Regions from separate parts of the Homo sapiens genome. Here region 1 is linked to region 2. The links are chromatin loops, found by intact Hi-C in ENCODE. Cell type or tissue: gastrocnemius medialis. All regions are shown on one strand. Links, peaks and the distances in the headings refer to the core of each region. The heading gives the core; the rest is flanking DNA.

Region 1 (16,076 bases), core at 6,679-11,678, 120 kb before region 2:
GAATGGTTTAGGCCAAGAAATTTCAAAGTTTGCTTTTAGACCAGCTAACAGAATTATCGGAGGGGCATTTGGCTGACGCTTAGTATTTAAGCTCAAAAGAAAAGGGTCGTGAGAGTTTCTGGCAAAATCACTTGGGTTTTTCCTGGGAAAATAGACAGGAGGATTGATGGAGGATCCACCAGGGGCTTGCCAGACCTTGGCTACTGATAAATTACAGAGAACTTGGCTCGGAGGGGAGAGATACCTGTGCCCAGCAGGAGCAGTCGGGCCTCGTTTTGTTTCAAGGACTGATAATAAAATAATAGCCCCTTCTACCTCTACTATTTATCTGAGCTTTCTGACAACTTGTGAGGCAGGCAGGTTAGGCATAATTTGCCTGAATTGTAAATGAGGAAACTGAAGCCCAGAGAAGCTAAGGAGCTGCTCAAGGCCACATAGCTAAGTAATTGACAGTTTCTTAGCACCAAATTGCATGCTGGTGCCACTAACTGTGAGGACTCTAAATAAGTGCATGACCTCAGGAAAGGAAGGAAAATGTCACTGTGGTACATTGCAAAAATGATGACAATAGTCTGTGACTCCTCCCACTAAGGGGGGAAGTATGTTTCCCCATCCTTTGAATATGGGCTGGTCACAGAACTTGCTTTGACCAGGAGAATACAGCAGAAATGATATTTCTCAGTTCCCAGTGTGGGCTTCAAGAATCTGTGTAGCTGCTCTCATGCTCCTAAAATGCTGCCACTACCACATGTACAAGCTTGGACTAGAAGGCTGGAGGATGAGAGACCACGTGGAGCAGAGATGACCCATCTCAGCTAAGAACTGTTTGGATCAGCCAGGCTGCAGTTGACCTGGTAGTTGATCACCAGCGCATGAGTGAGCCTATCCGAGACCAGAAGTACCACTCATCTGACCCAGCCCAAACTGCCAACTTGCAGAATTGTGAACTTAAATAACTTCAAATAACAAGCATTGGCATTTTGGGGTGGATTGTTACACAGCAAACGCTGACTGATACATGGCAAGGAGAGACAGTTTCGAAGGACCATCATTGACCCAACATGTCAGACTAGGAGTATCCATAGAGATAGGACCTTCCTCTCTTGGGAGGTCAGAGCCTCAATACATGCTGTCTTGTATTCAGCCTTCCTAGAGATCCCCCAATCTGCTTCCAAAGTTATGACCACAAATGCCTCTTGCACAATGAACAGATGTTTTGCAGCATGCCTGGACTCTATCTGCTAGATACCAGTAGCACCATCCACCCAAGTTGTGACAACCAAAGATATGTCCAGACATTGCTAAATATTCCTTGGGGGATACAATTGTCTCTGGTTGAAAACCACTGACATAGCCACCCTCTGATGCCCAAGAAACAGGGCAGAACTTCCTCCATGGCTGAGGATGGCAGAAGGTGGAGAGAGGCAGCTAAAAATAACGCTGCCCAATCAAGAATTATAAATCACCACGAAGGGAGTGCTCTCGCCCAGATGATGCCATCTGTTTCCAAGTTGGTGGTGGAGATGCCTGGGTAAGCTGGCCTGGAGGGGAAGGCAGAATGGGGAAGAGATGGGGAAAGTGGGGAATAAGTGGAACCAAGGTGGGAGGGAGGGGGATTTGGAAGGCTGAGATGAAAAGGGATAGTGTCTTGGGTTGGTTTCCCCAGAGGCACACTCTGAGATGAAGATTCCTGCCACTGTGATTTACTGTGAAATGTCCTCAGGAAAAATGACAGAGAAGAGGGGGAAGTAGAACCACGAAGGGAAGAGAGCCAAGCAAGCCTGTGATATCAGCAAAGTCCCCTGGAGGCTCAGTCCTGGAGGGCAGTACTGCAGACAGCGTAGGCGATACCCTAGAGGTGTTCTTGTTAGTGGCAAGGGAGCTGCACCCCCCAGTCACTGAAGTTCACCCTTTACGGGTCACCCATGGAAGAATGCACACTCCCAGGAACACAGGGTCTCTCCCAGGCAAAGCCTGAGGACAGTCTGCCGCAAAGAGACGCAGCTGCCGGCTGTTGGGAGTAACAACGCACCAAGAGCTGGTATGTTATGCAAACATGGTGAAGAAATCTTAGTGACTGTGCACAGGATAATGACAGTGTCTGCTGTAGACACCCAGAGAAAGAAGTAGACTGAAGAGCAAGAATACATATGCAGCTGCCTTTTATCATACTAAGTGCCAGGTACTGTGCCTGTCACTTAATGTATGACCCCAGCTCATGCCCATGATAAGCCAATGAGTGGGTTGTCATTGTTCCTGTTTATAAATGAGCTTCAGGGTAAATGACTGCTCAAGTCACACCTCTGTAAAGTGCCAGAGTAGGATTTGAACTCAGCTCTTCCTGGCAGTAAATTCTTTTTGTTGTTGTTGTTGAGACAGAGTCTCGCTCTGTTGCCCAGGCTGGAGTGCAGTGGCATGATCTTGGCTCACTGCAACCTCCGCCTTCTGGGCTCAAGCAATTCTCCTGCCTCAGCCTCCTGAGTAGCTAGGATTACAGGCGTCTGCCACCATGCCTGGCTAATTGTTTTGTGTTTTTAAGAAGCCAGGTTGGTCTCGAACTCCTGACCTCAGGGGATCCTCTGACCTCAGCCTCCCGAAGTGCTGGGATTACAGGCATGAGCCACCATGCCTGGCCCCTGGCACTAAATTCCGACTACCGGGCTATGGGGAAGAGAAAGAGAGATACAGATGAAGAAGTGGAACCTAGACATATGTCTTAGATGAGGCAAAAAGAGGCTGGGGCTGCTGGGTTCCCAGCCTTTCCTTCCATGTCCCCATTCTCCTGCCCTTGCTTCTTTCTCTCTGGAAAAATTAAAAGCTGCCTTAAACCAGTGTCAGCCAGCCTGGCCCATGCAGAGCAGCTCCAGACCAGCTCCTTTAGGTGAAGGGGCCATAAGGAATGGTTGACCCCCAACCCCGCAGTCCTCAGGATTAGGACCTAGGGGAGGCTGGATGAGCACTTGGGGTGGCAGGAAATAGGGTGACTTGTGGGGTCATGGAGGCTCCCAAGGCAGGGACCCCAGACCCCGATGCCTCTAGGAGCCAGGCTGGGTAGCCCCCGGAGGCATTGGGGTCTGAGGTCATTTACACCGAGGTGTAAATGAGGAAGTGGGTGAGGTTAGGGGCTGGATTGAACTGGAGAGCCTATGACCTCGTCTATGGTGGGCACCTATTGCTGGCCTTCCACTTTGACTGCTTGTCCCCAGGTGGGAACATGGAGCCTTCAGTGTCATCAGTCTCTCTGATTTTTCACAAGAAGCTGGACACCTAGATTATTTTGTTAAAAATGTGAAATCCCAAATTATAAATCTTGATGGCTAACCTCAAAAAGCAAACCCAATCAGGCAAAACATTACAGTGTACATGAAGCATGCCCACCTGAGAGCTACTTACATGTGACAACTGGCTTATTGGGTTGAAGAAATGGGGACAGTTAGATGGCAGTGGAAATGGTGAGACCATAATGGTAAACCTTACTTTATAGGACCCTAACTTTAAGAAAACCAGTACCTCTTTCTCTCTTCCATTCCCTTCTCCTCTCTCCAGCTGGCCCCACCCAACCCCTGCCACCTCCTTTTGCCAGAAATTTTGCAACTGATGAACTTCACCTTGCCTCAAATACACCACAGTCATTTCACACCTCTGTACCTTTGCACATGCTGTTCCCCCTGCCTGGAATGCCCTCTGTCACCCCCTTCTTCTCTGGCTCAGTGTCTGTTCATTCTAAAGAGGAAATCTGGTGTTAAGCTCTTGGCCCCAGCCCTCATTACCTCTAATACAGGACATAATTCCTGTTATTATAAGCTGCTGTTTAATGGATTGATGTCCCTCTGTTTTCCCCATCCTTCGCTGTAGGAGGGCAGTAACAATATAGTGCCTGCCACAGAGAAGGTGCGCACCAAAATTGTGAATGAACGAACCACATCCCCTCTTGGTGGCTTCCTAGTGGCCGGCTGGCACAGTGGCTGATCGTATTGTTAACAAGGCCAAGGTGAGGGTTTCATTTCTTCCTTACATGCTTGGGAACCTACGTCAGGGTAGCTAAAAACTCAAGTGAGCCCTGAAGTTATCTCAGACTCCTGATAACAAACACCCCTGATCATTCTGCTTTTCTGTATTTCCTAATTCATTGACAAAGAATACACATGTATACAATTAAAAACAAAGTCTTGATAGATCTGTAAGCACAGAAAGTCTGGCTGAATTGACTTCAGGAATGAAGGTTCCAATCCCCAAATATAACTAAGAGTCTTTCCTTCTTTGCATCTGCCCACCTGCCTCTCCCTCCTCTGCCCTCATACCAAGGCGCCACACTTATCTGTCCATTATCTGCCCTCCTCCACTTGGCTCACGCTCATTTATCCTTCACGTCCCAGATTAGATCCACCTCCTCCAAGAAGTCCCCCAGCTTTCCCAGGTGGGTGAGGGGCTGCCTACCTGCCTCTCCCTCCTCTCTCCTCGTACCAAGGCGCCACACTTATCTGTCCATTATCTGCCCTCCTCCACTTGGCTCACGCTCATTTATCCTTCACGTCCCATATTAGATCCACCTCCTCCAAGAAGTCCCCCTGACTTTCCCAGGCAGGTGAGAGGCTTCCTCCATGCTCCCGCTGTGCACTGCCTCATCCAATCACATCTGTTAGGTCCCCCCACCAGAAGGAGTCCCTCATGTCTTTCTGTGACCTGCCCACAGGTCTTGCCAACTGCAGGGAATGGGGGTCTCAAATCCAGGCATCTGAAATTATCTCCCAATGTAGTTATTCATACAGTCACCGAAATGCAGCAGTAGGGTCCCAAGCAGATGACATTTAGCAAACAAGTTTTAATTTCTGCCCTGTCCCAGACTTTGCCAGCTGTAATGCACTATGAATTAATATTTAAAGCGAATCCTGTCACTTTCTTATGACCAGCATCCTCCTATCCCATTGTTGTGGAAAGGCGTGCAGCACAGCCTCATGAGTGCATTTCAAGGCTTAAAAATATAGCAGCCAGTTTTAAAACGCTGTTTTGAAACTCCCTCATTTTTTCGTATACCAGGAGCTTCAGGAAGTGGGAGTGGCCTGGATCTCTTTCAAGCTCCGAGAGGCCCTGTTCTTGGCTCCTGCTTCCAATTCCTCTCTGACCATTCAAACCTCCCCCCTCCTTCCCCAGGAGCTGCTCTTGATCTTTCCAGTGCCCACAATGGGCATTTGCCTAACAAAATACAGACCCTGCCCAGGATCGCAAGAGTGGTGGTGCCAGGGCAGGCCTCACCAAGGGTTCGGGACTGCACAGAGTCTTGGCAGAAAGCCCCTTCCTACTGGGCAGGATGACTGGAATCTTCCCTGCCCAGGCCTCCTACCTGGCTGAGGCCGCTGAGTCCCTCCAAGGCTCCTCCTTTTCCTCCTCCTCCTTCTTCTTAGGATCCGGGCAGATCCTGAGGTCACCTCTGCCTGTTCTCCCAGAGGCCTGGCCTTCTCAGGCTCCTGGCAGCCTGGCACTGAGCAGGTCTGACCCCTGGCCTCAGCGAGCCCTCCCCTTCCAGGGCTCTGGGCTGTGAGAATCAGCCCAGGTGCAACCCATCCCGGGGCCCCGTCACCTGGGCCCAGCTGTCCCCACGCTCCTGGGCTGCACATGAGGCTTTGGGAGAAAGTGGAGCTGAGACATGGCTCACTCACCCCAAGGCTCGTCCGCCCATCACAGATTCCCAGTCTGAATGGGTGTCTCCAGGAGGGTTCCAGAAATCCGTGTTTTTAACAGGTATACCAGCAATTCTCACAATTTGGCAAGTTGGGCAATGGTGAAGGAAAATTCTGGGAAGGAGCCTGGAACCCTTGAACCCTGTGGGCTGGCCCAGGCTGCTAGCTAGACAGAGAAGTGTCAGGAGAGGTGGGTAGTCGGGACCAGCTAGTGAACAGTCAGCCAGCCAGGCTACAGCCTGGTTGGTTTCCCTGAGTCTTAGACCTACTTGCAATTATACAGTTATTTGTTGTTTACTTTATTGCTGTGCCCTCTACTAGAATGTCAGCCCCGGGAGGCTGGAACTGTGTCTGACTTGTTTGTTGTTCTCTCCCAGGACTAGTACAGTGCCTGGCACATAATAGGTGTTCAATAAATACTTGTGGAATAAGTGAATGAATAAAATAATGGATGTGTGAGAGGGTGGACAGACAGGGAGGTGGATAGAGGGATGAATGAGTGAATGGAGGGGTGGAAGGTGGATGGAGGGAGGGATGGAGGGAGGGATGAATGGATGGGTGGATGGATGGGTGGATGGGTGTATGGAGGGGTGAGTGGATAGAGGGATGGATGGGTGGATGGATGGATGAGTGGACAGAGGAATGAATGAGTGGAAGGGGGATAGATGGGTGGATGGAGGGGTGGAGGGGTGGATAGAGGGTAGATGGATGGGTGGATGAGTGGATGGAGGCATGGATGGGTGGATGGAGGGATGGATAGGTGAATGGAGAGGTGGAGGGGTGGGTGGATGGATGAGTGGATAGAGGGATGGATGGGAGGATGGGTGGATGGGTGGATCGAGGCCCTGAGGGGCCCTCGGAGCCTTGAGACTGCCTCCACTCCCTCTGCCAACTTGGCCCAAGTCCCTCCAACTTCCCCAGCAGCCTGCCACTCCCCTTGTCCATTTCCAGACAAAGAAAATCTATTCAGAGAGAAAAGCTGCCCCTGAGGTCATGCCAGAGAGTTCTGGAGGCCAGGACAGAGATGTCCTGAGCAGGCCTGGAAACATCAGACCCAAGCTGAAGGGTGGCTGGGGGCCAGGGCTCATTTCAGCCACTGAGGCCCCAGGAACAACCCTACCCCTGCCTTCCAGCCTGAAAGGTGGGGAGGGTCTGGAGTTTTTTAAAAGTACAAAAATGTACAAAGAATAAAAATAACTCTCCCGCATGGTCCCACCCCAGCACTAACCTGGGTTAATATTGGGCATGTTTGCATCCAGCTTTTTTCCTAGGCATACGCTTTTTAAAATTACATCATTAGTGTATGAACATATTATCCTCTAAAATATGACTAGCATTAATTGAATACCTACCCTATGCCAGGAGGTGTTTTATGCATTTTATATAAATTATCTCTTGTCATCCTCACAACCACTCTATGATATAGGTATTATCAGTTCCATTCTACAGATGAGGAGACTGAGGTTGGGATGAATGAAGTAACTTGCCTTGGGGCCAGGATCAGAACTCAGGCAATCTGCCTTCAGAACCCACGCTCTTAACCACTATGCTGGAAAAAATCAGGATATTATAGGTAAAGCTAAAGTCCCTTTTAACTCCCAGCTCTGACTCTGGTGCTCTGTATCCCCTCCCCAGCAATGGGCACCAAGGGCGGGGCTGAGGGAGTAACCTACCCTGGCTGCAGGTAATAAGGGGCTGGGCTGTTGGTAGAGAAATGTACAACAATCACAAAACTGACAAAAGTCAGTCTGCTTTTTCTTATCACCATGCACTGGCTGTTTTAACCAATATCAGGGATCAAATATTTCACCTTGAGAAAGTATTCTGTTTGTCTAAATTCTAAACCATTGCTGCATTACTATTAAGTTTTACTAATAAGCTTCAAATTAGTACACTTAAAAAACTGATACATAATATTTGTGCATATGTATGGGGTACATATGATATTTTGTTACGTGCATAGAATGTGTAATATCAAGCCATGGTATTTAGGGTACCGATCACCTAGAGTATTTATCATTTCTGTGTGTTGAGAACAGTTCAATTCCTCTCTTCTAGCTATTTTGAAATACACAATACATTGCTGTTAACTATCGTCGCCCCACTCTGCTATCGAACATTAGAACTTATTCCTTCTATTGGACTGTATGTTACTATCTCACCAACGTCTCTTCACCTCTCCGACTCACACATCATTCCCAGCCTTTAATAACCATCATTCCACTCTCTACCTCCACAAGATCAACTTTTTTAGCTCCTACATGTGAGTGATAACATGCGATATATGTCTTTCTGTGCCTGGCTTATTTCACGTAACATAATGACCTCTAGTTCAATTCATATTACTTAATTAGCACATTTTTATTAGTTATTCTTTTTTTTTTTCTTTGAGATGGAGTTTCGCTCTTGTTGCCCACACTGGAGTTCAATGGTGCGATCTCAGCTCACTGCAACCTCCGCCTCCCCAGTTCAAGTGATTTTCCTGCCTCAGCCTCCCAAGTAGCTGGGATTACAGGTGCGTGCCACCACGCCTGGCTAATTTTTTGTATTTTTAGTAGAGACGGGTTTTCACTATGTTGGCCAGGCTGGTCTCAGACTCCTGACCTCAGGTGATCCGCCCACCTCAGCCTCCCAAAGTGTTGGGATTACAGGTGTGAGCCACCACGCCCGGCCTAGTTATTCTTTAATGAACATAGTACATTATTCTACATGGAAGTGAATTCAGAGAACCCCCTGGTTATACACAGGCAGACTCAACATGCAATTATTTCAGAAGTTGGAAAGTTCAGAACCGTTTGGAATCGTTCGAAGTCACTGAGGGCCCAGTCTGTGTCTTCAACCTCTGGAATAATATATCTTCCTTTGTTTAAACAATAGATTCAACATAAACAGTGATTATAGACACAAGGAAGTAGCGCTTGAGTTAATTCTGTCATTCTTTGCCACCACTGGGAATGCTGTTTAACATTTATTTCTGATTAAAATTTAAAATTGGTGAAATGGGGTACAAGCTGTGAGGTTTTTTGTTTTTTTTTTTTTTTTTTTTTTTTTACTTTCAACCAACTCCAAAGAAATTTTTTGGGTTTGTTGTTAGGCACAAATTTATAGTTTACACACCGTCTATTTTACTGCATTTGAATATAACTTTAACACAGAAATGTATTATTTTTAAATAATTGGGTTTAAAACCAAAGAACAAGAAACTGTGAAAAGACTACTTATTATCAGAGGATTATTACTGAAAATAATTTTGTCATAGAGAGGAGGGGAGGGTTAAAAAATGATCCTCTCCAGGTGTCCTCCAATGTCACTGTTTCCCAGAGGTAATCTACGCTGTAAGTTTCCTGTGTATCTTTCCAAGCTTGCTTTCTACTGATACATATGAATATATGCACCAGGGTAGTATAGATAGCCTCATTTTGTAGCTGGACAAATGTTCAAGTATATCTACATATTATCACCTTTTAACCTTATTCTACTGCCTCCTTTTCTCACTCCACAGGATGTGTTTGAGATCGGGTCATGTGGATACTTATAGATCTAGCTCTTTCTTTTAACTTGCCATATGCATGATAGAGACCACATTTTACTTATTTGCTCCTGGATGGGCACTCAGGCTATTTCCGGTTCTTCACTGTTACAATGTGTCCCTGGGGTAGGGTTTCTCTACACATGGAAAGGTCAGAGGCAGACATAGTTCTCAGCTTAATAGATCCCATCAGGCGCCCTCCTGAAGGCCATCCCAACCTGCAGCTTCTCTCGCTCTGGGGTTATTTTCACCCCTGTCCTTTTCCACGATGGCCCAGGGCCAGGCCAGACCCAGGATGCCTTTCTCAACTCCGGTGGCACCTCCGGCAGATCCCGTGACCCTCACATGTGGCTATCAGTAACCCTATGCCATGAGCCCTGGGATCTGTGCTATTTAGGTAATTATGCATGCATGTGTGTGTGTGTGTGGGCATGCACACACACATACACACATAAACACACACACACACACACACACACGCTGCATCCGTTGTTCTCTCCATGCCAATGGGAGAATTCCAGGCCTGATCATATTACCCTGATCTGTATTTCCTGGGCTGGCAACTAGAGCTGGGGATACCAGGGGCTGTTCCCACTGTCTGTCTACACACGTAGTTTTTCCTCTTTCCAAAAGCATTCCCTTGGCCATTGCCCCAGCCTGGGAGGTACGCCAGGCATGGCTGATTCTCCTCTTCCTTTTATGTAAGTGTCTATCTCCCCAACTAGCCTGTGATATTCTTGAGGGTAGGGAAAGCATCTTGCTCACCAGGTCCCCAGAACTTGGCACAAAGGAGGTTCTGGGTCATTGGATAATTAACAATTGATCAATGAAACACTTACAGCTGCTCTTTGTGGGGCCCTTATTCTGTTGGGCACCATACTTTTTGTGTATTTTCTCATTTAATTCTTACACGGCCTTATGAATAGAAGGCTTTATACGCTGTTACAATTCTTGTGAGGTAGTAAAATAGTGCTTATTTTGTGGTTGGGAAAACCAAGGCTCAGAGAGCTTATGAATTTTGCTCAAGGTCACATAGCAAGTACCTCTGTGGACAGGATTTGAACTAGCATGTGCCTAACTCCCGCTGGTGACTAGGTGAAGTTTGGGAGTTCAGAGGTAAGATGGGCATCATTTTAAACCCCAATTCCTCAGCCCTAATTGAAAGCCTTAGACCACCACCAACTCTGGCCGGGATGATGGTGAATGCCTCTTAGCTGGTCTGTTGCCTGCTCTTGTACCCCCACTGAAGTTCCTCACAGCAGCCAACATGATCTTTCTGTAGTATCAATCTGAATCTGTCTCCCCTTGCTCAAATTCCATCCATGGCTCCCTATTGCCCACCCTCCTACAGATGGCTGATGGCCCTCTTTGACCCACACCTGCTTTTGTCTCCAGGCTCATTTCTCCTCCTCAGCCCCCTCCAGCCTCCCTAGTCCAGCCAAACCTAGCTGCCTTCAATTCTATACTTATATTTCCCACTCCCTCACTTCAGGGACTTTGCACATGCTGTTCCCTCTGCCTGGAGCACTCTTCCTTCCTTCCCTTTGCTGACTCAACCTTCAGATCTCAGCTTAGAAACCATGCCTTCTAAGAGGCCCTTTCCTGTCTCCCCTAGACTGATGTGGTGCCTCCTGTACTTCAAGCACAGCACTGATCACATTCTATGGTAATACGCCACTGTAGATAGGGGCTGCTAGAAGCCATACAGAGGGCTGGGCGCGGTCACTCACACCTGTAATCCCAGCGCCTTGGGAGGCCGAGGTGGGCAGATCACGAGGTCAAGAGATCGAGACCATCCTGGCCAACATGGTGAAACCCCGTCTCCACTAAAAATATAAAAATTAGCTGGGCATGGAGGCGCACGCCTGTAGTCCCAGCTACTGGGGAGGCTGAGACGGCAGAATTGCTTGAACCCAGGAGGCAGAGGTTGCAGTGAGCCGAGATCGCGCCACTGCACTCCAGCCTGGCGACAGACCGAGACTCCGTCTCAAAAAAATAAAATTAAATTAAAAAAAAGAAGCCATACAAAGATATTCATCATCATGGGCCATGGCACATAGTAGGCATTCAACTAATATTTAGTGAATGACTAAGTAAAAAATTAAACTCCTGGGCATGAGTCCAGGAAAGTGAAGCTGGGTGAGCTTGGGTAGTTTAGTTCAATCCTTTCCATCTCGCCTATCCCTGCCCCCTAAATCCTAGAAATGCTGCTGCAAGCCCATTCTCTTAGGTCCCAGTGACCCAGCGGCCCCTCCTTCCTCCTCCTCTTCCTGGCTCACGGCCTCCAGCATTTTACTGCCTCTCCCTACCCCCAACTGCCGCTTGGTTTCTTACTGAAAGGAGGGTCTTGTTCTTGTTACCAAGGTATAGCCTCGATCTGGGGTTCAACATCACCCGACGGTCCACCATGGGGATAGCTCTTGTCTCAGCTGAGGGGGATGATAGCTCTAGATCTAGATTGTGGTTGGGGAAACCAGGGCTCAGAGAGCTTAAGCGTTTTGCCCAAGGCCACACAGCAGGTTCCTCCATGGCCACGATTTGAACTGGGGTGTTCTCCAACAGTGATGTACACACCGGCCACGTGGGGGTCTTGCTCACAGGCAGAGTCTGACTCAGTGAGTCTGGGGCAGGGCCTGAGCTCTGTGTTTCTAGCCAATTCCCAGGTGATGCCGATGCTGTGAGTCTATGGCTCCTGCTTCAGGAGCAAGGCACCAGCTAAGTGCTTTTCAAATGTAGCAACAAAGCCCCCTTTTTCAAATGCAGTCCTATGCCCTATGTGTCTGAGGAATGCCAATTATTCTGATCTTAAGATCCCTGGTAGGCTGCAGCGAGCCCACACTCCAGCCTGGGCAACACAGAGAGACCCTGTCGAAACAAAAACAAAAACAAACAAAACAAAACAAAACAAAACAACACCTTGTAATCTTCTTTAAAAGTCTGTGTAATGAAAAGGAACTCCCTAAAATCAACACACATTTATTGAGAACTTACTATGTCCCAGACCAGCCAGGCAGGCCCATGTCCGTGACTTCTGACTTAGTTTCCCAGGACTGTCCCAACACATTGCCACAAACTTTGTGGCTTAAAACAACAGACACTTATTCTCTAAGAGTTTGGAGGCCAGAAGTCCTCAACCAACGTGTTGGCAGGGCCAGGCTCCCCGCAAAGGCTCACGGGAGAATCCATCCCATGCCTCTCCTAGCTTCTGGTGGTTGCCAGCAAGCCTTGGAGTTCCTTGGCTTGTAAATGCATCAGTTCAATCTCTGATTTCATATTCACATTCCGTTCTTCTCTGTGTCCTAAATTTTCTTCTCCTTTCTCATAAGGATACCAGTCATGGGATTTAGGGGCTACCCTTAGTCCAGATAATCTCATCCCAAATCCCTGACTTAATCACATCTGCGAAGACCCTATTTTCAAATAAGGTCATATTCACAGGCGCCAGGCATTAGATGCATCTATTTTGAGGACACTGTTCAACCCATTTACAGCCTCTCTTAGCAGGAGGTGGGGCTAGGAAATAGAATTAAAAACTTCCAACTCGGCCGGGTGCGGTGGCTCACGCCTATAATCCCAGCATTTTGGGAGGCCAAGGGTAGCGGATCACCTGAGGTCGGGAGTTCAAGACCAGCCTGACCAACATGGAAAAACCCTGTCTCTACTAAAAATACAAAATTAGCCAGGCGTGGTGGTGCATGCCTGTAATCCCAGCTACTTGGGAGGCTGAGGCAGAAGAATCGCTTGAACCCGGGAGGCAGAGGTTGTGGTGAGCTGAGATCGCGCCGTTGCACTCCAGCCTGGGCAACGAGAGCAAAACTCCATCTCAAAAACAAAAAACAAAAAACTTCCAACTCAATTCTGAAGCCTACTGACTTGGTGACAGCCTCAGGTGACCCCCAGCATCACCAGGAGACCCCAACAGTAGTGGGTCCAGGTCACACCAGCCTTCCCTCTCTACTCCCCACCCCTCAGTGCTGATTACATCATCTCATGTCCTGGCAGTTTCCTACAGAATCAAATATCACTGACAGGGCTGCAGGCTCCTGGATAGTAGAGCCTGGGACCTTGGAATGACTTGGTTTCCAACTTTGAACTTTTCTGCGGTCCAAGACCAGGCCAAGAAGAGCCGGACTGCCCCCCTGAGGGTCCAGCTGCATGTTGAGCAGGTGGTTCTGGAGTCAGGGCTTAAGGCTAGGGTGGTGATTGGGAGACACAACATTCCTTGCTACCTGGGGCGGGTGTCAAAGGTTTGCACACCTCCAGCATCAGCATCAGCAGTCAGGATGCAGAGACTGGTCACTGCTCAACCTCCCCCGCCGCCCCCCACAACAAACCTGAGAAAATCCCTTCTTCATTTTCTGGCATTAGGCTGGACCACTGCTGGCTAATTTGAGCACTGGGAGATAAGGACCGTAAGGAAGCACCCCTTGTCCACCGGCCTCCTTTTGCTTTATTCTTTCATGTTAGTTGCCCACGCCCTCCATGCGCCAGGCACCAGGAGAGATCTGATGGCAACCATAGGCTTCAGAAAGAGGACTGGCGATTTTCAGACCCAATCTTAGGTATGGATCTTCTTGAAATTCCAGGGCACTCTTTCCTCCTTGGAGTGTCCTGGTGCAGGGTCTCTCTAAAAATGGTGGCTACAATGCCACCTGCCACCTGTGATGCCTGCTTGACTTGATTTCACAGGGGACACCAGTTGTTGTCCATCTTCCCACGTGGGAAAATTACACAGAAAAGTCAAGCTGACCTTCCTGATATCCCTCTGTGGTGGACCTAGGCCAAATCACAAATTGGTTTAGGACTTGCAGTTGGTGAAGGACTGAGAGTTCAGGGCACACACATTTGTCCTTTGGACTCTGCCACATCCCTCTCCAGAGGTGGGAGAGGCAGAGGCTGGGCTTCAGGTATCACCCTTCCCCCAGCTGCCTCCAGGATATGAAGAAGAAGGGACCCTCTTCCACAGCATGGCCATGTCCAACTCTGAAAGTAGCTCTTACATCTTTCTTTCTGGCCACAGTTTTCAGAACTACTTTTAAGAGATTAGTGGGGAGGGAGGGTGGTCAGGAAGCTACAGCTCAAACCCACTTACCCAGAAACCTCTTGGAAACTTCCCAGCTCACCTTCTGTGCCAGACCATCTGCCAAGGATGGTCTGCAGCCCCCTGCATCACAATCACCCAAGGACCTGGTGAAATGCAGATTCCAAGGCCCCACCCAGATCTTCTGAATCAGAATCACGAGCCTGTGACCTGTGCAGCTGCTGTTGCTGTCCTGAAATTCTTATTAGTTTTTGAACTAATTTTCATTTTGCATGGGGCCCTGAAAATTATGTAGCCCATCCTGATTAGAATCTCTGGAAGTGGGGATCAGAAAGCTCCTTATTTTTTTTAAAAAAAAACTAGGCCTCCGGGTGAATCTGATGCATGCCAAAATTTAAGAGCTACTGCTCTGCGGAACCTACAGTAGGCAAAAAAGGAGGTTTAAAATTCTCCCATTGAAAAAGGTAAAATAAATTGAACACCGTTGTGTTTTTGTTTTTTTTTTCCCCCAAAACTTCCAACAGCTTCCTTTTGCCCACCTGTCCCTGGTTATTCAACTCCCTGGTCTGTGGCAGGGGCAGTGGCCATATATATATTATATATTGTCTTTCATATAAAGGAATCAGCCTCAAAATGCCCAAGTACTTCATGCTCCACTTATTTGAAGAGAGGGAAGGTAGAGAGGAAGGAGGAAGGGGAGGAGGGAGAGGAGGGGGAAAGGGAAGGAGAGAAAGGGGAGGAGGGAGAGGAGGGGGAGAGGGAAGGAGAGAAAGGGGAGGAGGGAGAGGAGAAGAGGAAGGAGGGGGAGAGGAACCACAGCAGAGTTCTAGTGACGAGCCTTGTGTGTTTTACTTATGTTCTGTGTGTTTTACTTATTTTCTGTATGTTCACTTATTTTTTTAATTTTAATTTTAAAATTTTATTTATTTATTTATTTGTTGAGATGGGGTCTCACCCTGTTGCCCAGGCTGGAGTGCAGTGGCATGACCCCAGTTCACTGCAACCTCCACCTCCCAGGCTCAAGCCATCCTCCCGCCTCAGCCCCCCGAGTAGCTGGGACCACAAGCATGTGTCTCCATGCTTGGCTAATTTTTAAATTTTTTTTGTAGAGACAGGGTTTTGCCCTGTTGCCCAGGCTGGTCTTGAACTCCTGAATTTAAGCAATCCACTTGCCTTGTGATATGGTATGGCTGTGTCCCCACCCAAATCTCATTTTGAATTGTAATTCCCATAATCCCCATGTGTCGTGGGAGGGACCACGTGGGAGGAAATTGAATCATGGGGGCAGTTACCCCCATGCTGCTGTTCTCATGATAGTGAGTGAGTTCTCATGAGTTCTGATGGTTTTATAAGCGGGTTTTCCCCCTTTGCTCGGCACTTCTTCTTCCTGCTGCCCTGTGAAGAAGGACGTGTTTGCTTGCCCTTCTGCCATGATTGTAAGTTTCCTGAGGCATCTCCAGCCATGCAGAACTGTGAGTCAATTAAACCTCTTTCCTTTATAAATTACCCAGTCTCCGTCAGTTCTTTATAGCGCGTGAGAATGGCTTAATACACCTTGGTTTCCCAAAGTGCTGGGATTACAAGTGTGAGCCACCATGCCCAGACTGTACATTCATTTATAATCACATTCTCTCCCCTCTCCAATCCTCCTTTCTCCTTATCTCCTTATCTAGCTCTTGACCACTTAAGGAAGGGATGACAGATTCTAAGGCCATTCTTATACATTCCTGAATTGCTGTGAAGTCCCCTCTTGTTATGGGTTGAATTCTGTCCCCATAACAAGATCTCACTGGGGAGTCCTACCATATCCAATGGCTTCTGATCTAGC
Region 2 (16,076 bases), core at 5,449-10,448:
TTAGCACCGAAAGTCCCATATGTTGCCCTGGGAAGTGACTCACTCCAGGTCATGCAGCCAGGCAGAAGAGGGACTAAGATCCAGGTCTCTGGACTTGAATATCCGATGGCCTTCCTATTCTTCCATAGTCTTTTGGTTTGGCTGTTTACGTGCATGTGATAAAGTTGACAGGCTAGACAGGCTAAAACAATGGGTACATCGTGCATCTGCATGTAACACATGACAACTGCCAACATGGAGTATCTTTTGCTTCCCCCAGGGAATTTGGAATTGATGATTCAAAAACTGGGAGAGGTCAGAGCTACAAGCTAGCTGTCTGAGGCTCCTACAGCAGCTGGGAGGGTAGGAGACATGAGAGTGAGGGGTTAACAGAATGGGCTTAACAATCAGACAAAGAGAGCTGAAATCTGGCCTCTGTATGACCTTGAGCCAGTTGCTTTACTTCCCTGAGGCTGCCTTTCCTCATTGTAAAGTGGGGGTAATAAAATCTGCCCCAGGGCCGGTGTGAGGTTTTAGATGAAGGCCTGTTAAGTTCTTTGTACAGACCTGACCATCTGTATTAAACACCGACTGGGAGGCCCGAGAAAATGCAGATTCCTGGGCCCCACCCAGCACTATTGGATCAAAATATCCGCAGGCCAGGACCAGGAATCTGCATTTTTATCATGCACACACACGACTCAGGCGTACTTCGGCGTAACTACCACTAGAGTTAAATGCTCAAGGTGTAGGGACCCACCTTATCAGCATGATATCTAGGGGTGCTTGGGGGCGAATTGCCTCTTGGATTCTCCTGCAGAATTGTGGGAGCAGCAGGTGGCCAGGGCCAGCGGGGATTCCCAGAGACCCTGGGACCTGATGAAACAGCCTGAGAAGGTGGCTTCTTGACTGGGTACAGCTCTTCCTGACCCAAAATACCTGGGCAAGCTGCCCCTGATGGCACATTCAGGAGAAACAATACAGGGGACATTGATTTCTCCCGGGATCATTTTTCAACAACCAAAATAGTCCCAGAAAAGAACACGATTTTCCTTGGAAGCCCTGACTCAATTCCTTTCAGTATGAGACCCAGAGCAGTTGCAGAGCTGAGGGGCCAGGACTCCATGGTTTCCAGCCAGGGCATTTCATGTATTTCTGCAGCCACTTAGGCAGGTGGGAAGAAGCCCCAGAGCATTCTCAACACTTCTAAGCCCAGCATCCCTGAGGCCCCCACCTCTTCCCACATATTCTTTTGAAGGCAGCGGGGCACATCCCCCTTGGTATTCACCCGGCCCTGAGCTGATCTTTCCACTAAGAATGCAAATCTCTTGACAATTTCCACACAACTGGCTTTTCCATGATGCATGCCATATAATGGCCCATTAGACTCAGTGCTGGGAGGGACCACTGCTTGCTAATTGTCCCAGAGTTAGAATATCCATCAGTCAGGGCCACCACAGCCCCCACCTGACCCCAAGCCCTCTGCGTCATCCAAAACGTCAGTCGGCTTTGCCAAGTTCTGGGCAGTCCCTGGAAAATGTCGCTTCACTGCTCTCTGATTCTCACCTCCGACGTTGGCTCCACTTCAATTTGAAGTAATGGATTTCCTTCCAAGCTGTAAAGAAAGAAAAATAAACGTGATCCCTAGGTGAAAAGGCAGGTCTATATATTGAGTTTAGCTATGTACGAAGAATCCCCAGATCGGAGGTCTTTACCACCAAGTCTTTATCTCACATTTCATTTCAACAGGTGTGTCTGAAATAATCCATAACCTCGACACACACACACACACACACAGACACACACACACACACACACACAGACACACACACACACACACACAGACACACACACACACACACAACACAGTGCGCAAGGACCTTGTTTTAAGTTGATTTTCCGGGCTGCTCAGGGCTCATTTTTCTTCATTGCTTTGGTTTCAACTTATCTAGCAGCTTTCTTATAAATTGGCCTAAATGCCCTGGGTAGATAAGTCCTCAGAGCTGTATATGTTTGCCAGGAAAGAATTAATCAGATCTCCGAAGTTCACACAAATTTGGAATTTCTTGGAAGGATCTCAGTGTTCTTGTTTGTCTGTTCATTCATGCATTCATGCGACTATTTAATAGATGTGTGTGCCAGGAACAGTGTTAGGCCCTTGGAGGGATATAGAATTGAAACTGGCACGGCTTCTGACCTTCAGGAATATTGTGTTCCTACTGAAGGAACTAAAGCCAGTATGTAGATACTATGCAGGGAGGCTAAAAGTAATAAGGCCAAAAGTTAGGTGTGAATTGGATAAATGGAGTGTCGTGGGAATTCCAAGATGAGAGAATTACTGGGTGTATTTGAAAGTTCCCAGTGTTTGAGGTAGGTCTTGCCAATCACATGGAATTAGGATGTGTGGAATGAAAATAAAAAGACCATATTGAGCTGGAAGACACAAGTGTGTGTGTGTGTGTGTGTGTGTGTGTGTGTGTGTGTGTGTGTGTGATGCATTCATAAGCTCATGAGCTGCAGTTCTGTTCTTAGTAAGCAAACATGTTGGGTATAGATGCTGGCGGGGCGTCACAATTTGTGTGAGCACTGCATAGGTATTATGGGATGTGCTTTGTGCAGGGTTGTCTTGTGTGCATGTGAGTTGGGTGTACACACAGGATGTTGAGGGGGATGCTGTATGCCGATAGTATAATTGGGTGTGCATTAGAGGTGTGAGGGGACTGTCAAATGCATGTGACATTTGACATGTGATGGATGTTGGGTACAGTGTGCATTAGAGGTATGTTGCAGGGTTTAGACTTGAGGATGTGCATGTGTTTTTGAAGTGCAGCAGGGAGACAGAACTGGGCTATTGAAGGCATGGAAGAGCTGAGACAGGTGAGAAAAAAGAATCACAATGAATACCCCACCCCTCCTTTCCTATTTCCCCAGTAGATTCCCCCTTCCCCATCCTCATTTGGGGGACCTCCCCTATCCTGACCCTCAGATTGCAGGAAGTGGCTGACTCCACAGAGTCAATCCACTTGCTGGAGGGGGTCCTGGTGAAAGAGTCTGAAAGACCACAAGAACTAAAAGAAGGAGAAAGAAAGGTCAACCACAAAGTGGCATTCGCCATGGTATTAACCAATTATTCATAGCACAGCCTGGGAAAGTGGAATGAACCTGCACGATGACAGCTGACATGCTGAGAACTTGATGCCCTGGGGGAGACTTGGCTGGGACAATGCAGCTGGAGTCCCTCCTCATGCCCAAAACCAAAACAGGCCACCCTCCTCTCTGCATCAAGGCGTGATTCCAGCAGCCAGGGCTATTCAAGTATTTCCTTCTGCAAAGAGTTGTCATCACTCCGCGCACATTTAAGCAGATCGCAAGCAGCTATTGACTCTGTTTTTCGCTGGTACCTCTGGACTGTCAGTTAATAACCTGGAGTTCATCTTGCACAAATTGTAGAATTGGTTTATGTGAAGCAGAGAAATGATCTCGAGCTAGATGTCAGCACCATATCCCCCGGCAAGTTGCTGCTCCTTTGATTTCAGAGATGTACCATGTAAGTCTTTAACAAAGTCCATAAGACCAGTCAGAAAAGATGAAGCAGTTAGGGGACCCAGAAGAAAAACTAAGTAGGCACAAAGGTGAGTTAGGAAACTGGTCAAATCCTAGCAAGCCCCAGGCTTCCATCGCAACCAAAGAAGTTAAGGAGGTGACTTTGTGACATCACTTTTTTCTTCTTTAGACAGAGTCTCCCTCTGTTGCCCAGGCTGGGGTGCAGTGGCACAATCCCACCTCACTGAACCTCCACCTCCTGGGTTCAAGCAATTCTCCTGCCTCAGCCTCCCAAGTAGCTGCGATTACAGTTGTGTGCCACCACGCCTGACTAATGTTTGTATTTTTAATATAGACGGGGTTTCACCAGGTTGGCTAGGCTGGTCTCCAACTCCTGACCTCAGGTGATCCTCCTACCTTGCCCTCCCAAAGTGCTGGGATTACAGGCATGAGCCACTGCGCCTGGCCAAGGTGACTTCACTTCTGCTGCACAAGCAATAAACCACCTGAAAAGAGGGTCTGTTTCCTAAGGATGCTATGCACAAAGATGTTCATTGCAGCATTATTTACAACAATGAAATATGGGAAGCAATGTAAAATCCAGCAATAGGAAAATGGTTAAGAAAATTATTCTACATCAATATGTCATTTTACACCCATTAAAAACAATATCAGACAGGTGCAGTGGCTCATGCCTGTAATCCCAGCACTTTGGGAGGCTGAGGTGGAATGATCACTTGCACCTAGGAGTTTGAGACCCACCTAGGCAACATGGTGAATCCCTGTCTCTACAAAAATAAAAAATTAAAAAAAAAATACAAAAATTAGTTGGGTGTGGTGGCACACACCTGTAATCCCAGCTACTCGGGAGGCTGAGCTGGGAGGATCATTTGAGCCCAGGAGGCTGAGGCTGCAGTGAACCGTGATTGCACCACTGCATTGCAGCCTGGGTGACAGAGTGAGACTCTGTCTCAAAACAAACAAACAAAAAACAAAAACCAACAATGTCTATGGAGAGGCTAAAATAATATTCATAAAATGTGATGTTTGGCATAAAGATAACAAAGCAGGATGGTAGCTGCTTGCATATATTGTGGGTCATAACTATGTAAAATATAAATGGAAAGAACACACATAGAAGTTTTAACAGTGGTGAGATCATGAGTGATTATTTTGCCTTTCCCTTTTTAAAGAATAGCCCACATTTTCCAAAATTAGCTTATATTATTTTTATAATAATATAAACCAGAGGTTAGCAAATTTCTTTCTGCAAAGGGTCATAGAGTAAATATTTTTGGCTTTGCAAGCCATACAGATTATGTTACAACTACTCGATTCTGCTGCTGCATGGAGAAAGCAACCATGCACAATACATTGTAAACAAATAGGCATGGCTGTGTTCCAATAAAACTTTAAATAAAAACAAGCAGGAGGTTGGATCTGTCCCATGGGCTATAGTTTGCTGATTCCATAAACCTCAATGAGACTTTTGAAAGTTATTCCATGTTCAGTGACATGGAATAATTGCCCTTTCATTAAGTACTAGCTATCACCCGGGGAAAGTTTTCTTCCTAATCACAGGGAGGTTATGGGTCCTTAGGAAACGGTCCAGCCCCTGGAAATTGCATTTGACAGGCAGGGTCAGAGACACAAGGCATAGCTGCTCGTGAGGAACAGCATTGCCTCTCTCTCCATCTCTCTGTCTGAGCTGTCACGCCCTTTCTCTTTGCCTAAGTTATTCCCTATGTCTCTCTGACCCCCTTGTACATCTCCCTCTGCCCCCAACTCCATCAGTTCCAGGAAGAGAAGGAAAGAAGATAGGGAACCTGAGTGGATTGTAGGGCCAGGGCTGGGAAGCTTGGGAAAGGGGGAAGATGTCTCTGTCTCACTTACATTGGATTCGAGGTCACCGGATGCAGGATGACCTGGGGCGCCCGGGTCGGCGTCTCCGGCACCGGCACCACATCTGAAAACCAGAGATTGAACACTCAGAAAAAAAATGTGAAGTCCACAACCCCCGCAAAGGCCTGATTCCTGGGCGACATGGCAGCCAATTTTTCACCAGATCTTGGATCTCTGCCCTTGGCCAATCTCCTTTCTCCTTTCCTGGACCACCTGGACTCTACCTGCTCAGCTGGACCAGGGTTCTGGATGACATCCTCAACAAAATTCCTCATTGTTGAATAGGGGGCTGCCAGAACCCTCAAATATCTAGCCTGAAGCATTCATTGGTCATCTCTGAATCTTTCTTTCTCCTGGGTTCCCTTTGGGATGATAAAGCCCCTTGGTTTCACATCCTCTCAGTACCCAGCTCAGGACCCTATGACCATCTCTTTCCTGCCACATGGCTCTAGACCCCTCCTCACCCTCGCCCAGTGTTCTACAGCACTCCACCCTCTCAGGCCTTTCCACGGTGCCTTGGGACCTCCTTGGGTCCCACTGTGCCCACTCTTTCTTCTCCACTTCCATGTTCAGCCATTATCCTGGAGTGTGGTGACTCCACTACCCTCTTTGATCTTAGGCACCCCCACAACATCTGCCTCCATTCATCCCAGAAACTCCTGCAATGCAGCGGGGCTTGTTCAGAAGGGGCTGCTTCCAGCTCACATGAAACTCACCTGGGAAGATGAACTGCTGCTTGTATTTGTAGTAGTGGGATGCTTGCAAAAGAAAGAAAACATCAAAGTGAGTGTCCCCAGGGAGACATCGCTTCAGGGACCAGATTGAGCTCTTACAGCCACCACATGGTCATTCTCTGCCCACCTTCAAGAGTTTCCATACTTCTGCAGACATCCCTGCAGACAAGGGACTGCAAACATGTGTAAAGAAACCAGAACTCTAAACATCCATGCCGACCCTCCCATCTGACATCTCACACTCCCTAAAATCAGACTGCTCCAACTCAAACAGACATTCTGACTACAATACCATTTTTGTGAAATGCATAATTACACACACACACACAGAAAAACTCTGCAAAGCCATAATCCAAAATATTAATTTTTTCCCCTTTTGGCAGAATGATTACAGTGGCTTAAAAAATCCTTTGTGCTTTTTCTGTACTTTCCTAATTTTCTGCAACGAGCATCGTATCAGTTTTCTTTTTTGTGCCTGTAACAAATTACTACAAACTTAGTAAAACAACACAAATGTATCCTCCTACAGTTCTGGAGGACAAAAGTCTGAAATAAGTCTTACAGGGCTGAAATCAAGCTTAGTTCCTTCTGAAGGCTCCAGGAAAATCTATTCCTTGTCTTTTCCGTTGTTTGAGGCTGCCTGCATTTGTTGGCTCATGGCTCCATCACTCCAACCTCTGCTTCTGTTGTGCCATCTCCTTCTTCTGCCTTTGACCTTCTTGCTTCCCTCTGATAAGGACTTTGTGATTATATTTAGGGACTGCCCAGATAAGCTAAGATAATCCTCCCATCTCAAGATCCATAACTTAATCATATCTTCAAAGTTCCTACTGTCCTGTAAAGCAGCATCTTCCCAGATTCTGAGATCAAGACATGGACATCTTTTGCGAATTATTCTACCTACCACAAGCATGAATTAACCTCTGTATTTAGGAAAAAATTTTATAAAAGAAATTTTCTGGACTTCACTGCCAGTTCCCTGACAATTCCTTTTACTTCTAATCTACTCGCCAGAGGCCAGGGGTCTCGGACACTTAAAGGTTTCTAACATTAGCACTTACTCCATTGGGGAATAGTGCCTGGAATAGGGGGCCAAGCGGTGTTGGGGGCAGGGGACACAGAGATTTGTGTCCTTAAGTAAATGAAGAGGGCAGGGATATAGTCAGATGAGTCTGTATTGGTGAATCCACTTTCAGAAACAATTTGATGACATTCAGGGACAAGCCACCACTGGAGTTGCTTTATCAAATATTAGCACAGTAGCTCAGAGCCTAGAGTCTAGAAGCTGATCCTCTAGGGTCAAATCTTTGCTCTGCCCTTGGCTATTTGTAGAAGCTCCAAGTCTCACTGTCCACACGTGTAAAATGAGGATAATAACAGTCCCTTCCTCAAAGGGCAAGGACCATCATTACGAGATAAAAGTGTATTGAAGGTGCTGAATTCATATTAGCTGTGAGATAAATAAACACATTTCTAAGCTCTCTTAACTAATAGACAAGAATGATTTATAGCCACGAGACAATCACATAGTTCCAAGTGCTAATGAAATCTTCTGCTTTGGGGAAGCAGACGGAACACTCTCCCTGAGGTTGAAATGTATTGATAGTTTCTTTCAGGACAGGGAGTAAGTCCTACTATCTCAGGACCTCAAACTCCTGGTTCTGTGCCTTGCACCAGTCAGTGTGCAACACACATTTGTTGAATTAACCAACTCTCTTTATCACAGATGAAACAGCAAAAACCTTGGGCTTAGTCCAATTCCAGATTATATCAAATAGTTGGAGTCCATTTTTGATTCTGGAAAATGGGATGTCCAGGGCAAGAAGCAGCTTATTCAAGGTCACAGAGCAAAGCTTTAAAAGAAAATCACCCTCCATGACTTCAGGGACTGTTTTACTATTAGATAACAGAAGTTTTTTATTACATACAACTACTTTATTAGTCAACAAGGGGCTAAAATTAAAACAGGAAAGACGACCCGAGGCTCTCAAGAGACTTGGCTGATCTTTTCCCTCCACAGCTCTGACAGTGATGGGGGATTCAGTGTCTGCAGAAAAGGTTCACTGACAGCTATGTTCTTTTTGGGCAACGGAGAGCAGGAGCTGCTTCAGAGAGTCCGAGAAGGGACAGGTGTCAGGCAACAGGACACCAGCAAATGCCTCCACACCCGAAGCCAACGCCCTCCTTGACTCCTCCCCATGTGCCATGGAACAACTCGTTCCTGGTGACTGAAAGGGAAACATATGACCAGAAGAGGAAGAAAGACATTGTTGGGAGACCTGTTCTTCCTGCTGATGACAGACACCATCAAGAAGTGGCTCTAAAGAACAACTGGTGACCTTGAGTGGGCTGCTCAGGAGAGCAGAGTGGCTCCGGGCTTTCTGGCATCCAAGATGACTCAGGACCTGGGAGGCTGCAGATGAAGTCAAAGAGACAAGCAGGCCACTCTGAAGCAGCTTCCCCTCTGGAGCCCCCATGCCTACCCTGAGGCCTCCCAAGAGAGCAGCCAGAGTGGTCTTCTAGAAGGAAGGAAGAAAGGTCAAGTCATTCTCTGCCTAAACCTTTCAACTGCATCCCATGGAGTCTCACATAAAATCTAAAATCCTGCCAGGACCAGACCCTGTAGCTCTGAGTCTCTCTGGAGGCCACTTTCCCTTGTTTATGGCACTTGGGCCCCTTCTTGTGGCTGGGCCTTTGCCTTACTTCCCCCACCTGCAAAACTCAGCCATCCAGTGACCCTCCAACCTAAATCTGTTCTCTTGCATTTGCTCAAGGACTCTTAGCCATCTTAGCTAAGAGCAAAGGCTCTTAGCCATCACAGCCTTCATCACAATCTATAATCCTATTTTCATGCATATGTTTATTTGGTTAATACCTTTTTTTCTCACTAAGCTATACTTTTCATGAGAACTGGGGCTGTTGTCGGCAGAATAATGCCTGCCCCTGCCGCTACAACATGTCCAGGTCCTAATCCCTGGAAACTGTGAATCCATTTCATTACATGGCACAAGGGACTCTTTGGATGAGATTACTTAAGGATCTTGAGGTGGGGAGATTATCCTAGATCATCTGGGTGGGCTCAATGTCACCACAAGGGTCCTCAGAAGAGGAAGGCAGGGTCAGAGAAGGAGATGTGATCATGCAAGCAGAGGCCAGAATGAGGAGGGGCGACAAGCAAAGTTATGTGGGCAGCCCCTAGATGCTGGCAAAAGGCAAGGAGATGGATTCTCCCTGAGACCTTCCAGAACAAACCAGCCCTATTGACATCTCGGTTTTTAGCCCAATGAAGCCCGTTTTGGACATCTGGCCTCTAGAACCATAAGATAATAAACCTGTGTGCTTTTAAGCCACAAAGTATGTGGTCATTTGTTACAATAACAATAGGAAGTGAATCCAGGGGCCATGTCTGGTTTGTTCCCTGGTCCAAACCTAGTGCCTAGTACAGTAGCTGGTACACAGTAGATGCGTAATAAATACTGTTAACAAAATGAATGGATGAACACAGTCTGAGGGCCAAGAAGAAAATTTGAAGAGAAAAAACTGCAGCCCTGGGCAGTGCATGAAATTCAGGTCATTCATTCATTCAACAAACATGTAATGAGTGCCTTCAGTTGCAGGCAACATGTTGGGCTTTGAATGTGGAGTGGTGAATGAAGACACATTGCCTAGTCTCATGCAGCTGGCATTCTGATGGAGGAGACAGACACTTAACAAGTGAGTATGTAAACCAGATCATGGCACAGAGTGATGAGCATAAAAGAGGCACTCAGGAGAGACTGATGGAAAGGGAAAGGGAGGAAACACTCTCATGAGCCCACATGGCCCAAGTGAGGTCTCAGAAATCCTGCAAATTCCACCAAAGGCAGATTCCACCTCCTTTCTTCTCCCTTTGAGCCATTAGAATTCACCATTTCCTGGAGTTGTGTGTGTGTGTGTGTGTGTGTGTGTGTGTGTGTGTGTGTGTGTTTCAAGATGGCTCTAGGTGGCTCCAAAGACAGAAGGTATTTGGCTCCAAAGAAAGAAGGTATTTGAACACTCCAGCCTCAGAAACCCATAAGACAATCATTTTCGAAGCCTCTTCATCTGTCTTGCCATGATGGATGCTACCACAACTCTGCTCATCAGTAGCAGTGAACTAGCCCCATGTTACTGATGAGAAACAGACCTAAACAGAAGCAATACCATGCTCAAAATCACACAGCTAGCAAGGAGCAAAGCTGGGATCCAACTCCAGGTCTGTCTGTCCATGCAGCACTCTTGATGTCACCTTATACTGAGCCATGTCCACATGGCCCCAGGACTCAGGGAAAGGCTGATAACAGGAGGTCCACCCAACTGGCAGCACACAGTCACAAATACCACCGAGGCTGCACACGCCATTCTTGGGGTTCTTATATCCTTTTCACCACATGTCCTGAGATTAACAAATGAGTTAAATGGCTGGTCAACCCCCCCAGCCCCTTTTGGACAAGAATGTTCTAGATGAATCAGTGCTGGGGACATTGTTATGCCTAAGCTTTAGCTTAAATAGCCTTCAGAAAACTCAACATCTGGCAGGGACCCACAGGCAAAGCTCCATTTTTCATCAACAGAAGCTCCCAGTCAAGAGTGGGACAGCTAGCCAGATCTTTGTACAAACACGACAGGTACTCTTGACCCTGGGAGTGTTTTGCTAAAACCACCTAAGACACAGGGTAGGCCCAACTGTACTTCCAAAAGGTTCTGTTTTGTTTTCCATTTCAGCACTGAATTTTATTATTATTCGATTCTAAAATGGATGCACACTCATATATATCGTAGAAGTGCATGAGATAAAGTCCCTGTCCTCAACAGCTGCCATGAAGTTCTTCTAGACTTTACTGCACACATGCCAACACATATATGCACACTGGTACACAGACATATATATATGTAAATATTTTACAATAAATAGAATATTATACTGATGACTTTGCAAATCACTTATTTTCTACTTAAGAAACATTATGGATATCTTTCCATGTCAGGAAATCTATATAGAGTACTACATTCCTTTGAAAGTTTGCAGAATATTTGGTTATACGGATATATGTGTGTATTCAACCATTCACCACCTACTCTTGATGGGCATTTGGGTTAATTTCAGTTTTCACTGTTACAGTGAAGTCCTTACACACAGATCTTTGCACCCTAGTGCAAGCGTTTCTGTATATAAAGTCCTAGAAGTGATATAATGGTCAAAGGAATGCACATTTAAAACTTTAACAGGGCTGGCTATGGTGGTTCACACCTGTAATCCCAGCACTTTGGGAGGCCAAAGTGGGTGGATCACCTGAGGTCAGGAGTTCGAGATGAGCCTCACCAATATGGTGAAACCCTGTCTCTACTAAAAATACAAATATTAGCTGAGTGTGGTGGTGTGCACCTGCAGTCCCAGCTACTCAGGAGGCTGAGACAAGAGAATTGCTTGAACCCGGGAGGTGGAGGTTGCAGTGAACCAAGATCGCACCACTGCACTCCAGCCTGGGTGACAGAGTGAGACTCCATCTCAAAACAACAACAACAACAAAAAAACTTTAACAGAAAATGCCAAATTACCTTCCCCAAATGTTGAGTTCAGTTCATACTCCTATGTCAAGGTATATGGGGATTTCATCTTTCATTCTACAATTCTGTCTAGGTCCTCATATTAATTAGCAGTGATGATGAGAAATGCAAATAAAGATAGCCACTGTACTTTATTATTATTGTATTTAATAATAATCCAAGGAGCCCAGATTTGTTGAGGTCTTCAATGAAACTGTCACCCTGCTAAGCTTTGTCCATGTATTATGCCATTTCTTTCTAAAACAATTATCTAAGGTGGGTACTATTATGATCTCCATTTTATAGATGAGAACACTGAGGCCCAGAGAGGCGAGTTATTTGTCCAGCATCACACAGACATTAAGTGGTAAAGCTGAGATTTGAACCTAAGCAGCTTGGCTGCAGAACCCATACTCTAACTGCCATGCTGAAGTGCTTTTACCCAAAGGACCCCTTAGCCCAGTCCCCAAAGAGGGCCAGGACCTTGTCATGGCCTGTCATGGAGCAGATGGGGATAAGGTGGCACGCTAGAACAGCAAATTGTCAGGCACCCCTTCTTGAAGACTCTGGCTGAGGGAAGGAAGGAGCTAAGGGACACCCTGATTACTCCTGGCTAGGCAGGTCTCTTGTCTGAAGATGCCAGCAGATTCTTTAAGGGATGAAAAGAGCTGTGGTCCTTTTGTGCACAGTTCTCCCATAAAACGGCCCTTCCCCATCCCTTGGTCCATAAATAAGTGCCAAACAATTTCAGAGAAAATACTCCTGAAGTCAGTGTCTCCAGGGAGTGAAGTGGCTATTGGAAAGCATCGGGCTCACTTCCCCCAGGTGTGGGTGGTCATGGGAAGTCTAACGGTCTTTTTTTTTCCCTTCATCCCCTTCTGAAGAAGTAAAAATGAACAACCCTGGAGATGGCGGTGGGAGCCTTCTGTCTGTGGAAGTGCCGGGCAATGAATCGGTGGCATTTACTAAGACGATTCAGCTGGTGACTCACATTGCAGTCCTTGGTGGCTGCCAGATGAGTGGCCCCTACACTAGGTGGATATGAGGCTGTTAAATTCAGACTTGAACTTAACAAAAAACCCAAAGTTCCAAGAATTCAAAATATGTGCCATCTCTGTGGATATAACCCAAATCAAAACAGTGTGGGCAGGTGCTGTGATTGGCTTGTCCTCAGATGGATGGATGGTTGCATGTGGGTGCCGCCCAGGTGTGGGGTGGGGCCTCTGTTTGCCTCCTGGCCACTCACTCATGCCTGGTTAAGCTTAGAGGTGTGAACTGTGGCCAAGGACCTGGGATTTTTTTCATAGTGTGAAGCTTGTTGACTCAGGAGGAAATCAGGTGCTAGACCAGAGCATCCAATGGAACTTTCAGTGATGATGGAAATGTTCTACACCTGAGCCATTCAGTACGGCAGCCACCAGCCACATGTGGCTACTGAGCCCTTGCAATGTGGCTAGTGTAACCGATAAGCTAATTTTTAAATTATATTTAATTTTAATTTATTTAAATGTAAATAGCCACACATGGCTAGCAGATACCATGTTGAACAAAACAGATGTAGACTCTGGTTCCAACTGGCCATGCCAGTCCCACCAGCCTTCTTGTTGAAGCCAGCTGCAGTGCCATAAATATGGCTGAGTTGGAAGCATTCTTAGGGCCCTAGCAGAGGAACCGGGCCAGGCTGGACCCTGGAAGAGATGGGGAGATTCTTAGGTCTCGTCTACCTGAAGGAAAAAAAAATCCCATTCTTAGGTCTAATGACAAAGGAGGTCAGGAAACCACAGTGTCCCATGAGTGGCTTCTCTACTATCATCTCATAGCCCAGTGCATACTCTCTGGTCAACAGTCCAGGTACCTTGGAATTCCTGAGCTAGAGGAACCTTCCAGATTATCTTGTCCAACTACATCTTTTCAGAGGTGAGACACAGCAAGAATGCAATAGACCTGGATCTTGACTCCAGGAGTCCAGACTGCTCAGTGACAGCCCTGTCCTCACATCTGGGTTAAGACTCAGTATGCAGCCCTGCTCAGACATGTGCCCCTAAGATCTCCAGCACAGGATCTCACTGCCAATTTTAACCAATTTAGCTCATAAGACAACTGTCATCTCCAGAGCCAATGGCTCCCTTCTGTGACTTAGACTTAGGCGAAGACCCTGGGTTGTAGCTCGCCAAAAGACAGAGTCTCTAAGAGTTCCTGCACCTCTTTGAGCCTCTGTTTCTTCATCTGTAAAATGAGCTGATAATGCTTACCTTGTGGCTGTTCCAAAGATTAAATAAGTGATATAAGGGTAATTGCTTAGGGTACGATAAGGGTCAGTCCACATACTTCCTTGCCCCTCTCTGGTCATTGACCCATTCGCTTTCCTGCAGAGACTTGCTGCATCAGGGCTCTGGCATGAACCCACCCCCTCCCTAATCTCTGCCCCTCCAACGCTGCACCCCTCATGTCTCCCCAAGCATGGAGGTACCTGGCAGGTTGAAGTTCTTCTGCTGCCGTGTGCACTGTGGGGAAGGGTGTAGGGGAGAAGGCGGCGTGGCACTAGGAGGGAGGGGGGGTGCTGGCGAGGAGGGCGTGGAGGACGTCGTGGAGGAGGGGTTGCTGCTGGAGTCTGGCTGGTAAGGGACAGGGATGTGGTCCTGCAGAGAGAAAACAGGGTAGGAGTCAGGGACAGGCAGGGAAGCAGAAACACAGCAGAAAGAGTGGGCTGAGCAGGAGAGGCCCCCACCCCAGCCCCTGCAACAATTCTTGCCCTTTCCTCAGCCACCAGATCCTTCCGAAGTCCCTCCCGCTTCATCAGCCCCATTGGGCTGCATCCAGCTGTGGAAGGAACAGCCTCTGGAGTCGAATTCCTGTCCACTGCTTGGACCCCAGAGTGAAAGGTGACCACGTAATGAAAACCAAACAGGTGACAGTCACTCACCCTGTGCCTCTTTGATTCTGAAAAACCCCATGCAGAGGTGTCCAGAGTACCCCTCCCATCCCAACACCTCTCCTCCCAAGTGTTTATTAAAGAATCAACAGTCTGACAGCTCCAGAGAGAATGTGAGAGTGAGCCTTCAGCATCTTAGCTTGGGTCACAGCTGGAACCAGCACTGCCTCTCCTCACCCCAGACCAGCTCAAAAACAAGGAGAGAGAGAGAATCCATGTGTGCATTTTCGGAATGGCCTGCTGGGGTGGACTTCCAAGCACAGTAGTGGGTTGAACAGTGTCCCCCAAAAGACGTCCACCCAGGACCTCTGAATCTGATCATATTTAAAATAAGGGTCTTTGCAGACATAATTTAAGGTAAGGATCCCGAGATGAGATCATCGTGGATTCGGGTGAGTCCTAAATCCAATGACAAATATCCTAAATCCAATGACAAATATCCAAATCATCCTGGATTCGGGTGAGTCCTAAATCCAATGACAGACATATGGAGAGGAAAGTCATGTGAAGATGGAGGGAGAGATTGGAGTGATGCAGACACAAGCCAAGGACTGCCGGAGCCACCAGAGACTGGGAGAGAGGCATGGAACAGATTGTCCTTCAGAGCCTCTAGAAGGCAACCTTGCTGGCATCTTGACATTGAATTTCTGGCCTCTAGAACTGTGTGAGAATAAATTTCTGTTGTTTTAGCCACCCAGTTTATGCTCTTTTGTTACAGCAGCACCAGGAAATTAGTATCAGCAGGAACCGGAGTCAGGAAAACCTGGACTCAAATTCCACAGCCACCTCTTTTCTGTACATCCTGGGCAAAATGCCCAACCTTTCCATTCCTCGGTTTTGTCCTCTGTAAAATGGGAGTAATGATAGCATCAAGTGCACAGGGCTGCATGAAGATTAAATGATGTGGAGGAATGGGAGGCAGGGAGGCAGGCAGGGGGGAACAGTAGCTGATGTGGAGGAATGGGAGGCAGGGAGGCAGGTAGGGAGGAACAGTAGCTGATGTGGAGGAATGGTAGGCAGGGAGGAACAGTAGCTGATGTGGAGGCATGGGAGGCAGGGAGGCAGGCAGGGGGGAACAGTAGCTGATGTGGAGGCATGGGAGGCAGGGAGGCAGGCAGGGAGGAACAGTAGCTGATGTGGAGGCATGGGAGGGAGGGAGGCAGGCAGGGAGGAACAGTAGCTGTATGCATTTGCAGGCATGTTCTCCTGGAAAGGGACAGATTGGTGCTGCCTGAAGCTTGAAAAGCTTTTCACCTCTTTGGGACTTTTTGCTTTCACCAGATGGCAAGAGATGAGCAAAAGCAGCAAACCTCCACATGATATAAAAGGGATTCCTACCTCTCAAAGCCAGCAGAGCTAAGTGTTCCCAGGGGAGCCTTCATCTGTTCACCCACAGGACAGTGGTCACTTGATCCCTCCAT

What was found. Hi-C counts contacts between places; a loop is a spot of excess contacts. Peaks named below come from ENCODE experiments on the same cell type or tissue, not always from the same donor. Only the 100,000 strongest peaks of a DNase experiment are listed, where the experiment ranks them.
Region 1: a loop joins it to region 2, with 10 times the contacts of the local background. A loop is called at or near these places in 1 of 110 quality-filtered maps.

What each region holds. Positions count from the first base shown.
Region 1 is chr12:117,403,175-117,419,250 of GRCh38, forward strand. No RefSeq gene overlaps it. Among named protein-coding and RNA genes, the nearest start is that of NOS1, 50 kb to the left of the region's middle. In gastrocnemius medialis, for the core only: no CTCF peak of the experiment used is centred there; a DNase peak (open chromatin) is centred at 9,497; H3K4me3 peaks cover 711 bases; H3K27ac peaks cover 4,506 bases.
Region 2 is chr12:117,525,526-117,541,601 of GRCh38, forward strand. It overlaps KSR2 (kinase suppressor of ras 2), which reads right to left. Exons shown (of 20, transcript NM_173598.6): 10 at 14,194-14,362; 11 at 6,141-6,182; 12 at 5,416-5,488; 13 at 1,546-1,594. Among named protein-coding and RNA genes, the nearest start is that of NOS1, 170 kb to the left of the region's middle. In gastrocnemius medialis, for the core only: no CTCF peak of the experiment used is centred there; a DNase peak (open chromatin) is centred at 8,326; H3K27ac peaks cover 2,872 bases.